Regions from separate parts of the Homo sapiens genome. Here region 1 is linked to region 2. A link is a contact called in ENCODE Hi-C or POLR2A ChIA-PET data. All regions are on one chromosome and are shown on one strand. The core of a region is the stretch at or near the end of the contact, and the rest is flanking DNA. Distances in the headings are between cores, read along the strand shown.

Region 1 (6,194 bases), core at 513-3,012, 520 kb before region 2:
TCCAGTCATTGGCTCATGATAAGAAAACTTCCCTTCCCACAAACTAATATGACAAAAAAGAGAGATCAGATAAAGATGACACATGAATTTGACGAGTGTTCCATCTTTTTTTACCCCAGCTCATGCTGTGCCCTTCTGGCTACATCATTGCCCTTGCTTCTCTACACAAAAGTCTTCTTCATTCTCACTCTTGCCCAGTAACCTTCACCAACATTCTGTCCTGTGGGGAGCTCTTCCTCCCCTGAACAACTCTGGCTTGCATGTAAAAATCTCCTAACATACACACACAGTATAGACTTTCCAAGGCAGGGACTCTGCTGAATTCTTATTTGCACACCTGTGGGATAAGCTGCTTAGCTCACAGCCCTGGTGTGCAATGCAGGCTGGGCATCAGAACTACCCATATAGCTTTTAAGAACTACAAATGTCTAGGTTGGGTGCAGTGGCTCACTCTGTAATCCCAGTGGAGGCCAAGGTGGGAGGATTGCTTGAGCCCAGGAATTCAAAACCAGCCTAGACAACATAGTGAGACCCCATCTCTACAAAATAAAAAATTTAAAAATTAGCCAGGCATGGTGGCATGCACCTGTGGTCCCAGCTACTCGGGAGGCTGAGGTGGGAGGATTGCTTGAGCCCAGGAGTTTGAGGCTACAGTGAGCCATGTTCACATCACTGCACTCCAGCCTGGGTGACACAGTAAGACCCCAACTCAAACAGCAACAACAACAAATAAACTACAAATGTCCAGACCCCACTCCGGGCCTTCTGAATCAAGATCACTCCATAGGTGACTCTGACTTGCGGCTGAAATGAGAACCACTAGCTTACCATCATTGGAAGGATTAAACGAGTTAACATACAGACGGATATTTTTTAAACTATAGACTTTCATGACAAATGCTAGGTATGATTCGTAGTGAATGCTACAGTTGCCCTCCACCCCATCCAACCCTTCTAACTCCTCCTCCCTTTCTCAAAGTTTCTGTTCAGAGGGTCACTCCTCCTCCACGCAGCCCCGTGGCTTCAGGGAAGCTGACCCCGCCTTCAGTGTCAGGTGAGGGGCTGATTTGTCTGAGCCTAAATCCATGATTCAGGAGTGGGGATGTGACTGGCCATTGAGACCCAGAAGGACTGCTGGAGGCTTCTGGGAAGAGTTTCCCTCACTTTGGGAAGCTTTGCTCTCCTGTCATGATTCTAGTTGTTACTGACAGCCATTCTGGGACCTTTCTCTCTCTCTTTCCTCTCTCCTTTCCCCAGAGGTAACAGGGCTTAGGATAATGCTATGAAAACACCTTGGTCTTTGACGGTGGATGGAGCTACCCTGAGCTGATCTCAATTTGGATTTCCATTTCTGTGCACCAGGAAATGCCTCATGGTTTAAGGCAGCTCTGTTACTTGTGGCTGAAATATCCTCCTGGCTACATTTGCTTTTAATTCCTTCTCAAGTATCATCTGACACAATGCCCTCTTTAGTAAATGCTTCAATAAGTATTTGTTGAATGTATGAATGACTTCATCGTCATTGAGTGCCTAGACTTGCTGGGTACTGGAGATACAGTAGCAACTAAAAGAAGTCCCTTTCCTTATGGATTTTATATTCTGGTGGGAATAAAACTGCACTTGTGGGTCAGGTTAGCAGCTTCTCTAGAGAAATAAACTTTATGTTTCTAGTTGTACAAACAGATGGTTCAACCCACATTAGGGGTTAGAATGGTAACATTTGTGCTAAAGAATCACTGCTTAGGAATTCACCTGACCACCAGAGTGACTTTCTGCAGCTAAAGAAAAAGGAAATGACAAGAAGAATCATGAAGAATACTTTGTCCCTAAGTTTATGACTCAGAGGAAAAACTACAGGGCTCTTGTTCCCAGATCTCAACACCAGAGCATGAGACAGGTCCTCGATTGCAGAAGACAAAGTGAGGAGTAACAATCTGAAAGATTCAGGATAACTCGATTTTAACAAATGAATGAAACTGGAAGAAGGGGAAACTGACGACCTGCTGAATGTTAATATTTGAGTCAGTGCAAGGTATCACGAGAGGTAGGGATCAGCTCATCTCTAGGTCTTCTGTCTGCAAGAAAGCAGGCAAAGGGAGGATGCTTCCAACTTACAGATTGTCTAGTGCAGCTTAAACTGAGGGACAGCCTTTCTTCTTTATTTTTGTATAGGATAGCCTCTTTTTCAAGATTGCCTTAGATGTATTCTTTGCACAAATGTTGGGATGATCCCATAACTTCTCCGGGGAAGTCAATGCTAGCTAGGGTGGCTACATTCACCACTCAGATTAAGGAAAGAGTCACCTGGCAAGTAAAATGACCGAAATGAAGAAATGTTTGGGGCAGCAACAGGCCTGGTGATTCAGCTGGGCTGGCCAGAGAGCAAATTCCAAGGGGTAGGATAGGAGGGGAAGCAGTCCAGCAACCTGAGGTAAGGGCCAAATTCAGGAAGATTAGTGATAACGCAAGGCAAAGGTAAACACGCTAGACCTGGAAGATGAGGGCTTCATAGAGCAGGGCTCAGGAACTTTAAGCCTGGACACTTGGGGAGCAAGAGGTAAGGACTTTGACCCTAAGATCCTGAGGTTAGGTCCCAGTAATAAAACTCAGCACCAGCTGACAGAAAGGACAATGACAAAGGGTGTACCCTTCAAGGGTAGGAGGAGTCCTACAGGCTTTGTGAGATATGGCACACAGTCAGTGCTGTGTAAATGTTAAAAGGGTGAATGAAGTCACTAGGCTGGGCTGTACGATGGCAGCAATCAGACTGTTTTTCATCCTTAAGCTCTAAAACTACTGGTTCTTCTGGAACTGGCAAAATTTTCAGTAAGATGCTTTAGTTCCCCAAAACAGATAATTGAGATAGTTTTTGTTTTGTTTTTGCCCAACCTGCTTCTATTCCCCTGGAGATAGCATTGCAGTTTTCTTTGGGGGACTGCGCCTCCTCTGCCTTCAAACCATGCAGCTCAGGTAATGCCCTGTTTACTAAATGCTTCAGTAAGCATTTATTGAATGAATGAAAAAATTCGGCCAGGCATGGTGGCTCACGCCTGTAATCCCAGCACTTTGGGAGGCCGAGGTGGGCAGATCACGAGGTCAGGAGATGGAGACCATCCTGGCTAACACGGTGAAATCCCGTCTCTACTAAAAATACAAAAAATTAGTCGGGCATGGTGGCGGGCGCCTGTAGTTCCAGCTACTCGGGAGGCTGAGGCAGAATGGCATGAACCCGGGAGGTGGAGCTTGCAGTGAGCCGAGATCACGCCACTGCACTCCAGCCTGGGCTACAGAGCGAGACTCCATCCCCCCTCCAAAAAAAAAAATTCATTGTCATTGAATGCCTAGACTTACCGAGTACTGGAGATAAAGTAGTAACTAAACCAAGTCCTTGTCCTTATGGATTTTATATTCTGGTGGGAATAAAACTGCACTTGTGGGTCAGGTTAGCAGCTTCTCTAGAGAAATAAGCTTTATGTTTCTAGTTGTACAAATAGATCGGTTCAACCAACAAAAGTGGTTCAAATGGGAACCCTTGTGCCAAAGGATCACTGCCAACCATGCTCTCCTATCTAGGAGTGGGCAAGTGGCTTGGCTAATTAGCATATTCCATTCCTCTATACACTGTGATTAGTTCGGGGATGGGCACATGATCTACGTTGTTCCAATGGAAGTTAATTCTGAGACTTTTGCTAGAACTACTGAGAAGGGGCCAGTTTTTCTCTGCTGAGGTTGCCGAGCTATACAATGTAGAATGTAAACCCAGGGTTGGCAGGAGTCACTGCATGGAGCTGGCCTGGCAGCAGATGGAACCAACTCAGAAAAAAGCATAGCTCGGGAAGTAGGGGATAGATTGAAAGACAATAATTCTGGTGACATAATTTGAGTTTCTGGTACCAGCTGTGCCTGAAGAGAGGCCTACCACTGGTCTTCTCTATGACTATTGCTTAAGCCAGCCTGAATTGGGTTTCCATTACTAACAACTTGGTGTCCTGAAATGATAAACAATGGAGACTGTATGATAAGTAACTGCTTTCCCATCTTGTCAGAGCTGATGAACTCCAGGCCAGGCGCAGTGGCTCACACCTGTAATCCCAGCACTTTGGGAGGCCAAGGTGGGTAGATTACTTGAGACCAGGAGGAGTTTGAGACCAGCCTGGCCAACATGGTGAAACCCCGTCTCTACTAGAAATACAAAAATTAGCCAGGTGTGGTGGTGCATGCCTGTAATCCCAGCTACTTGGGAGGCTGAGGCACGAAAATTGCTTGAACCCAGGAGGCGGAGCTTGCAGTGAGCTGAGATTGCGCCACTGCACTCCAGCCTGGGTGACAGAGAGAGACTCCATCTTAAAAAAAAAAAAAAAAAAGAGTTGAGGAAATCCAGCCAATCAACTAATACTTATGTAGTGATTTCTGTTGCCAGATATTGTTCTAAGTACTGGGGATACAGCTATAAACAGAAGTCCTTGCCCTCAAAGAGCTTACATTCCAGCAGGAGGAGACAATTGTTAAAGTAGTCAACAATAAATACATACGAAAAGTTTAGGTATAAATAAGAGCTATTAAGAAGATTAAATAGGAGCGAGCCACCTGCTCTCAGACAGGGCCCATCTCTCAGAGGGGGCAACATTTGAATTGCGGTCATAATGACAAGATACAAAGAAGCGGCCATTCAAAGACTGGGGCAAGAATGCCCTGAGGAGAATGAATAGCCGGTGCCAAGGCTCTAAGACAGGAACAAGACTGGCCTGTTCAAGAGACTAAAAAAAGGCACATGTGGCTGGAATGTCTCGAGTAAGGAGACCAGTAGAGAGAGGAAGATGGGGCAGAGAGGTAAGCTGAGGCAGTCCCCTCAATTTTGTGAGAATTTGAATTTTATTCTGAATGCAACAGACCTTCACTGGAGTTACTGAGACCTGATTTACCTTTTAAAAACATTATTCTAGGCCGGGCGTGGTGGCTCATGCCTGTAATCCCAGCACTTTGGGAGGCCAAGGTGGGCGGATCACTTGAGGTCAGGAGTTCAAGACCAGCCTGCCCAATATGGTGAAACCCTCTCTCTACTAAAAATACAAAAAAAGTAGCCAGGCATGGTGGCAGGCGTCTGTAATCCCAGCTACTCGGGAGGCTGAGGCAGGAGAATTGCTTGAACCTGGGAGGCAGAGGTTGCAGTGAGCCGAGATTGCGCCATTGCACTCCAGCCTGGGTGACAAGAGTGAAATTCCGTCTCAAAAAAAAAAAATTATTCTAGATGTGGGTTGAAGGTTGGACTTAAGGAAGGCAAGAGGGACATAAGGAGGACCTATTAGGAGATAATGCAGTAGTCCAGGCAAGAGATGATGGAGGGGCCCCAGGCCAGGGTTGGAGCAGTGGAGATGGAAATAGAGAAAGGGGGTTGCATTCAGGATACATTTTGGAGGCTTAGTCAATAGAATGTACTGTGGGTTAAAGGGAGGTGTGAGGAAAAGATGATTTAAGCCTGATGACTAAGTTTTAGCCTGAGCAGCCAGGTGAATGATGGCGCCATTTACAAAAATGAGAAAGTCAAGGCGGGGTGTGATGGAATCCATATTGTTGGGAGAAAAGCTGAGTCGTTGGGAGAGAAGCTGAGGTGGAGCTTACATGTCTGCTAGACTTGCTGGCTCCTTGCTTCTAGCACTCCCATTGTCTCAAGTAGCCATATGTTTCTCATTCACTTGATACACCATTTCGTTTCAACCCCCACATCCTCACCACCTGTTTCTTTGATCACCAACAAATAGCGAGGGCTCCCAAAGCTCAGGGCCTTCCCAGCCTCCACACTCGCGATGGCCCCCTGGTCCCACTTTCTCTCTCAAACTGTCTTTTTCTCATTCTTTTGACTCTGCTGGATTTCGTCGCCCCCATGACCTGGTGTTGAGTCTGATCACCCCAACACATATTGCTGCCTCAGCTATGCAAGACATCCAAGTGTAGATGTCAAATGGGCAAAGGGATAGAACATTCCTGGAGTTCCTTTTTTCTTTTTCTTGCTTAAACAACAAATTTATTTTCTCACAGTTCTGGAGACTAGAAACCTAAGTCCGAGATCACAGTGTCAGCAGGGCTGCTTTCTTCTGAGGGCTCTCTCCTGGGCTTAGAGATGCCCATCTTCTCTCTGTGTATTTGCATGGTCTTCTGTCTGTTTGTGTCTGCATCCTAATCTCTTCTTTGTATAA
Region 2 (5,930 bases), core at 2,912-5,411:
GATGCTGAAGAGCAATTGCTCCCTTAAGCAACAGATTCATATTTACCCTGGGTTAATACAACAAAAGGCCTGTATAATTGTCTTTTCATTGTTAACACCCAAAATAGCATCTATCTAGACAGTATCCCCAAAGAATTTGGAAAATCTGATGGTGTGAGCAGCAGCCGTTAGTATCAGGGTTTCCCATTCTTGGACAGTCCGAGGCTGTGACCTGTTAGATAATTAGATTATACTTGAACTGGACCAGAGTTTGTTTTTTGAATTTATGAGAAAAACCAAAACACTAAGTTAAGTTTGAACTTGTAAAGTATTGAAATTTGTTGAGTGTCCTATAAATTGTCACTACTTTTCCTGATCTGTATAACTGACTGCAAAGTGTTTGTTTTTACAAAAGAGAAAAGAAAAGATTTTTAATAAAGAGAATTTGAAAGCTGTGAGTGAGTGACTCTGTGTCATGCAGGGGTCCCTGACATTTGGCTGGGGAAGGCTCATCAAGCAGAAAGGTTGAGATTTGGTCCCTTTGAATTGTGAATTATTTTCAAGGGTTGAACAGAGAGGACAAAACAGGTTTTCTTAGGGCTCCAGTTAGGCTACCAGAGAGAATCAGAGATTCTCAGGGGTGATCCTCGGGGGATGAGTCTGACTAAGTGGGGGCTGCTGTCCTTTTGGAGGCTCAGATACGAACATTTCTTGGCCTCTTATAAACTCCTAGCTTTGCCACCCAGCGTCCTGCACCAGGGTTAGGCCATTTCTGTAAGTTCCATTCCCTGTGAAGATGAATATCTGGTGGTCAGTGCTGTAGTGGAAATAGCAGGCACAGGCAGAGGTCTGGCCCTGCCCCTGTTAGCCCATGACTTCCTAAGGCCCGCTTCCTTGGGTGTAAAAGAAGATAAGAGTATTACTTGCTCCGGGTGTGGTGGCTCATGCCTGTAATCCCAGCACTTTGGGAGGCCAAGGTGGGTGGATCACAAGGTCAGGAGATCGAGACCATCCTGGCCAACACGGTGAAACCCTGTCTCTATTAAAAATACAAAAATTAGCTGGGCGTGGTGGTGCGCACCTGTAGTCCCAGCTACTCAGGAGGCTGAGGCAGGAGAATCGCTTGAACCCAGGAGGCGGAGGTTGCAGTGAGCCGAGATTGCACCACCGCACTCCAGTCTGGGTGACAGAGCAAGACTCAGTCTCAAAAAAAAAAAAAAAAAAAAAATGAATCGCCTCCCAGGGTTGCTTCAGGGTTAAGATAATTGCTGGTGGAAGCACTTGGTGTGCTGCAAGTCACCGAATCTTGTTTGTTTTTGCAATCTGGACAGCAGCCCTCCAAATTTCAGGGGTTCTTAAGTTGTTTCTCAACCATTTCTTCTAGCAAAACAATGCCAGTCTTCTAGGCCCAGTTGGCCAGTCCTTTGAATGGCCCGGAACCTTCTCTGGGCCCTTCCCTTTTGTTGGCAGTGCTCCTGAGTCAACAGGGAGGGGCTGGGCAGCCTGGACCCAGAGGGCAAAGTGAGGGGGCCGCCTGCAATTCCTGGGAACAGATTGCAGGTCTGAGGAAAGTTCCTGCTGAGCCTGTTGCTGTCTGCGCCCCACCCCCACCTCCTGTGGCCATGGTGGACCAAGCTCAGGCCTCCAGTTTCCAACCAGGAGGAGTAGGGAAACCTCCTTTTCTGCAACTGCTATCTATGCCCCAGATGGCCAAAGCAGTGAATGGGCCTAGACTGGTTCTGCTGCCCTAAGTACAGGATCCAGGATGCTTGGGGGTGCCCCTGGTGCCTAGTCCTAGCATGTTGTTCTATGTGGCACAACTCTAGAGAGGGCATCCACATTGTATCCTATAGGATGGCACCCCCTGGAGTTGTGCAATGCAGACACCCAGCCAGGGACACCCCCTTCCCTCGAGTTGCAGTTGTTCCCCCAAGCCTGGGTGTTCCCATTTGCTCTCTGATATCTCTGTGGGCCCTAGAGCCTGGTTCTGAGCCAGTCCACCAGGCTGGACCTCTGACACTCAGACCTACTCCCTGTACCACACCTATCCCCAGGGATCAACTCCAGACTGCCCCTGCCTGACTCTGCCACAGCCTAGACACTGGGATTCCTCCTCATAATGCCCTACTAGGTCAGGGCACTTGGATACTAACCTTGCTTTCTTTTCTTTGTTTGTTTGTTTGAGACAGGCTCTCACTCTATCACCCAGGCTGGAGGGCAGTGGCACGCGATCTCAGCTTGCTATAGCCTCTATTTCCTGGATCCAAGCCATCCTCCTGCTTCAGCCTCCCAAATAGCTGGGACTACAGGCATGTGCCACCACCTCTGGCTAACTTTTTTTTGTAGAGATAGGGTTTCACTATGTTGCCCAGGCTAGTTTCAAACTCCTGGGCTCAAGCAATCCACCCACCTCAGCCTCCCAAAATGTTGGGATTACAGGCATGAACCATCAAACCTGGCAACAGCAACTGTTAACTGCCCTCTTAGGCAGTGGTTGGACATCTGGGCTCAACCCTGTCAACTCCCCATTCTCTTTTCCCACAATGGCAGTCATATAAAGGTGCCTATCCTGAGTGAAATTCCAAGCATGTTGGAGCAGGATGGCCCCAGAGACCCCCAAGCCTCTGCTCTTCCTTTTACAAGCCAGAAAACAGGCCCAGAGAAGAGAGGTGACTTGTTTGAGGCAACACAGCTTATTGGTATAGGGCCAAGACTAGAATCCAGATCCCTTGAGTCTTGCTGGGGCTACTTGGAGAGTTTATGATATTTCGATTACATTATCGTGTGAATTTTCCAGGTCTGGTCCTAGCTGGACTTTGGCACTCAGCAAGGGACTCAAGAGAAATCATGGATTCTCATGCTTTGGGTGCATCAGCCGCACCTGGTGAGCTTGCTAAAAATGCATATTCCTGGCGCCCCCATGGAGATTCTGACTCATTAGGTCACGGGGAGGACCCAGGCATTTGCATCTTAGCAAGCCTGGGGGGTAATTCAATGCAGGTGCAGTCCACCGATGACACTTAGAGAAACACTGCCCTAGATGTCAACCAGGGACTTCCCCAGTAGCTCCTGGAATAGAAGCAGCATTTATTTTACTGGGTGGTAGGGCCATTGAAGGTAGGGGCACTTTAGTGTGAAAAAGGCTTGACAGTAGGAGGCAGAGAAAAGGAGACCAGCATGGCCATGGCAGAAGGGGCTGGTGGCAGCTGGTGGGTGGGGGAGGCGGCGAAGGATGGGGGTGGGAGCGTGTCACAGTCATCGAACTGGGTTTGGGAGCATGTGTTATGATTTTTAGTTGGGTTCGTACTTACTGTGCTCAGGCAAAAGTCAATTTTCCAATGCTGTCTTTATCTTTGTTAATGGCTGGAAGTGTTGTGGTTATTAAACAGCTCCTCGAGATCTGATGGAAGCCCTGCTGCTGAAGACAGAGAGCTGTGTGGAGTCAGCAATCCTTACTCAGAGGAGAAACAAGGAACAGGGCCACTGCCCAGGGCCGCGTTGCTGTCAGCGAGGAACTCTGGGGTCACACACACTTTCTCTCCCTCTTCCACAAGACACTACTGCTGTCAGCTCGGCCCTGCTGATTCCTGAGTCCCCCTGCATGGCACACTTAGTGTACTCCATAGGGGCACTGTCTCTTGGCCTCTTCACAACTGGAGAAGCAGGTACTGTTATTCTCCCCATTTCATAGATGGAAAATGAGGCTCCGAGAGACAAAGTGGTTTGTCAAGGGTCAGACGACCAGTAAGTGGCAGAGTTGGGATTCAAACCCAGGTCCACATGACTGTCAAACCACACTCTTAGCCACTATTCTCCACTGCCTACCTCCTGTTCCTGCCTCTCCCTAAAGCCTCTAGACTCTGGGTCTGCCCAGAGCTGCTTGGATAAATTAGAAAGTCTAATTTAGCAATACTGCAGTTACCTATGGCTGAATTCCTGATTGTTAAATTCCAGAAACTGATTTCTCCAGTACCTCTCCTCCCTGGAAAGTAAAGAAAGGCCTCCACCCACAGCACTATACCCAGAGAAATACTGTTTCTTCCTTCTTCTCACTTGGGAGAATATTCCAGGGGAGCTGAGTCTGAGGGCAAGAGAGGAAGGAGGGCCCCGGGGGCTGCTCAAGTTCCTCCTGTTTCAGGGAGGAGAAGAAAGAGAAGCAGCTTGCTTTCTGCTCTCAGGGGACTTGGGGACAAAGGGGAGTGATCAAAAGGGGATTTCCCACAGCCCCAAAATGCTAGCCGGATTGCACTTGTGACCTCTCCTTCCTGAGTGAAACTAGATTGTTGACTTGCCTGCCACCTGTTTCCAACATGGAGTAGAGATGTTGCACATACATGATGCCATGTGTCCAGATTAAGACAACAAAAAATTATAAACAAGGATTGAAGAAAGTTGGAGGCAGCAAATATATGGTCTGTAAGGGCTCATACAGCAAGAGATGTGACTAGAAGCCTCCTGGGAGCCAAGGCAGAAAGAAAAAAAAAAAAAACATGCTCTGTCCTTAGGCTGGAGAGAGCATTCCAGGTTATCTGGGGAGATTGTTCTACTTGACTCTATATTCTGGAATAATTCTCCTGAGGGACAGTACAGAGGTACTGAGAGGTGTTGGAAAAATCCTTAGGGAGCTCACAGCCCAACATTGGAGAAGAGCATAGTGGGAGCGGGGACACTGGGATGGCTTCTGGTCTGTGTGAACTGGTTCCTGATGTTGGGGCAACACCTCCCAGTGTCCGAAGGCCTGATCCTTGCTCACACCTGCCCAGCCACCTGAGAGTGAGTATGCTGGCTGGAGTTCATGAATTTTTGTTTGGGTTTATTTTCAAGCTCTGTTTTTCAAATTTCTCTGTTAAGTGGCTGAACTTCCAGGAACCAGTGTTCACAGGCCAAGGAGGAGGCCACCATCATCTCTACTACCTGAGTGCCCTGCCACACCCACCTGACAATAGAGAGCTCTAGGGTGGGGCCCCTGCTCTTTGGATTGTTGGGGGAAATAAACCTCTCCAGCATTTATTCTTTGGGGTTACCCCAAACGGATGACCACAGCCAGGAGGGAACAAAGCCTGACTGGGAAGTGCTGATTCTCTCTGGCAGTTTGGGAACTTCCCCTCAAACCTGTCTGATAAGGAGCGGCCTAGGGAGGAGGGGTGCAAAAGGTGTGCCCCGTTTGCCCGTGAGATCTCTCACCATCACTGTATGCAAGCCTAGGAAGAACAGAGCTTTCTGGCTCAGGGACAGATCTCCATGCTGGGAATCAGGACCTTGAGTTCCTGGGTCAAATCCACAATGAACTCATTCTGAGATGTAGGCAAATGTTTACCTTCTGTTGCTTCGGTTTTCCCATCTGTGCATTTGATGTGTGCCTTGTGCGTGCCAGAGGTTTTTGGGAAGAAAATAAGAGTGGAGACTTGCTGTCAATCACAAGGTGGGGGGTGGTCACTTCTCTACCTGAATCTCCCACATGGGCCTGTGGGGAGCTATGGTCCTTATTACCATCCTCCTGCCCCCAGCAGGGGAGCCTACCCATGAGGCAGGCTTGCTTGGGGTCGGCCAGCCTGGTCTCTGTGGTTTTTGTCTCCTGGGCTCCTCGTATGGCTTAGCTTGGCCCTCCACCGACCCTACTTAATCTTGCCTCCTCTCCACCCACCTTCTCACCCCCACAGCCTCCATTTGTGGTTCAGCTATGCTCAGTGCCTCGGGGGTTCCCAAATAGGCCCCTTCCAGCTCCTTGATTTTGTAAATGGTTTTCCCACTGCTAGGAATACCTTTTGGCCCTTTCTGTCTACCTGGAAACTACGACTTTTTTTTTTTAACATTCTACTTAGGTGTTGTCTTCTTTACGAAGCCTTCCTTGACTTCTCTGACCTCCCTGCAGGTATTGCTGGTCCCCCACTGTGTCCCAGAACACTTTGTACCCCTAGCCCAGACACACACACAAAGGCCCCTCTTTTTTT

The links. A loop is a pair of places that touch in the nucleus more often than their neighbours do. ChIA-PET counts read pairs that join two places held with the same protein, here RNA polymerase II (POLR2A). Pooled maps may share reads with other maps.
Region 1: a pooled map shows a loop between it and region 2 (2.4-fold over the local background). The contact joins two enhancer-like sites. A Hi-C loop is called at or near these places in 2 of 50 pooled maps. POLR2A ChIA-PET finds 5 or more read pairs at or near these places in 2 of 52 experiments (A673 and activated B cell).

What each region holds. Positions count from the first base shown.
Region 1 is chr10:110,325,074-110,331,267 of GRCh38, forward strand. No RefSeq gene overlaps it. Among named protein-coding and RNA genes, the nearest start is that of SMNDC1, 23 kb to the left of the region's middle. RefSeq lists an enhancer at 136-295. Within about 2 kb of position 1,763, at least 3 of the 41 ENCODE cell types and tissues checked have a DNase peak (open chromatin) inside an H3K27ac peak, as active enhancers do.
Region 2 is chr10:110,839,035-110,844,964 of GRCh38, forward strand. RBM20 (RNA binding motif protein 20) reads left to right here. Exons shown (of 14, transcript NM_001134363.3): 14 at 1-434. Among named protein-coding and RNA genes, the nearest start is that of PDCD4-AS1, 29 kb to the right of the region's middle. RefSeq lists enhancers at 3,524-3,593, 3,664-3,743, 3,874-3,933, 4,004-4,073, 4,084-4,143 and 2 more. Within about 2 kb of position 4,162, at least 10 of the 41 ENCODE cell types and tissues checked have a DNase peak (open chromatin) inside an H3K27ac peak, as active enhancers do.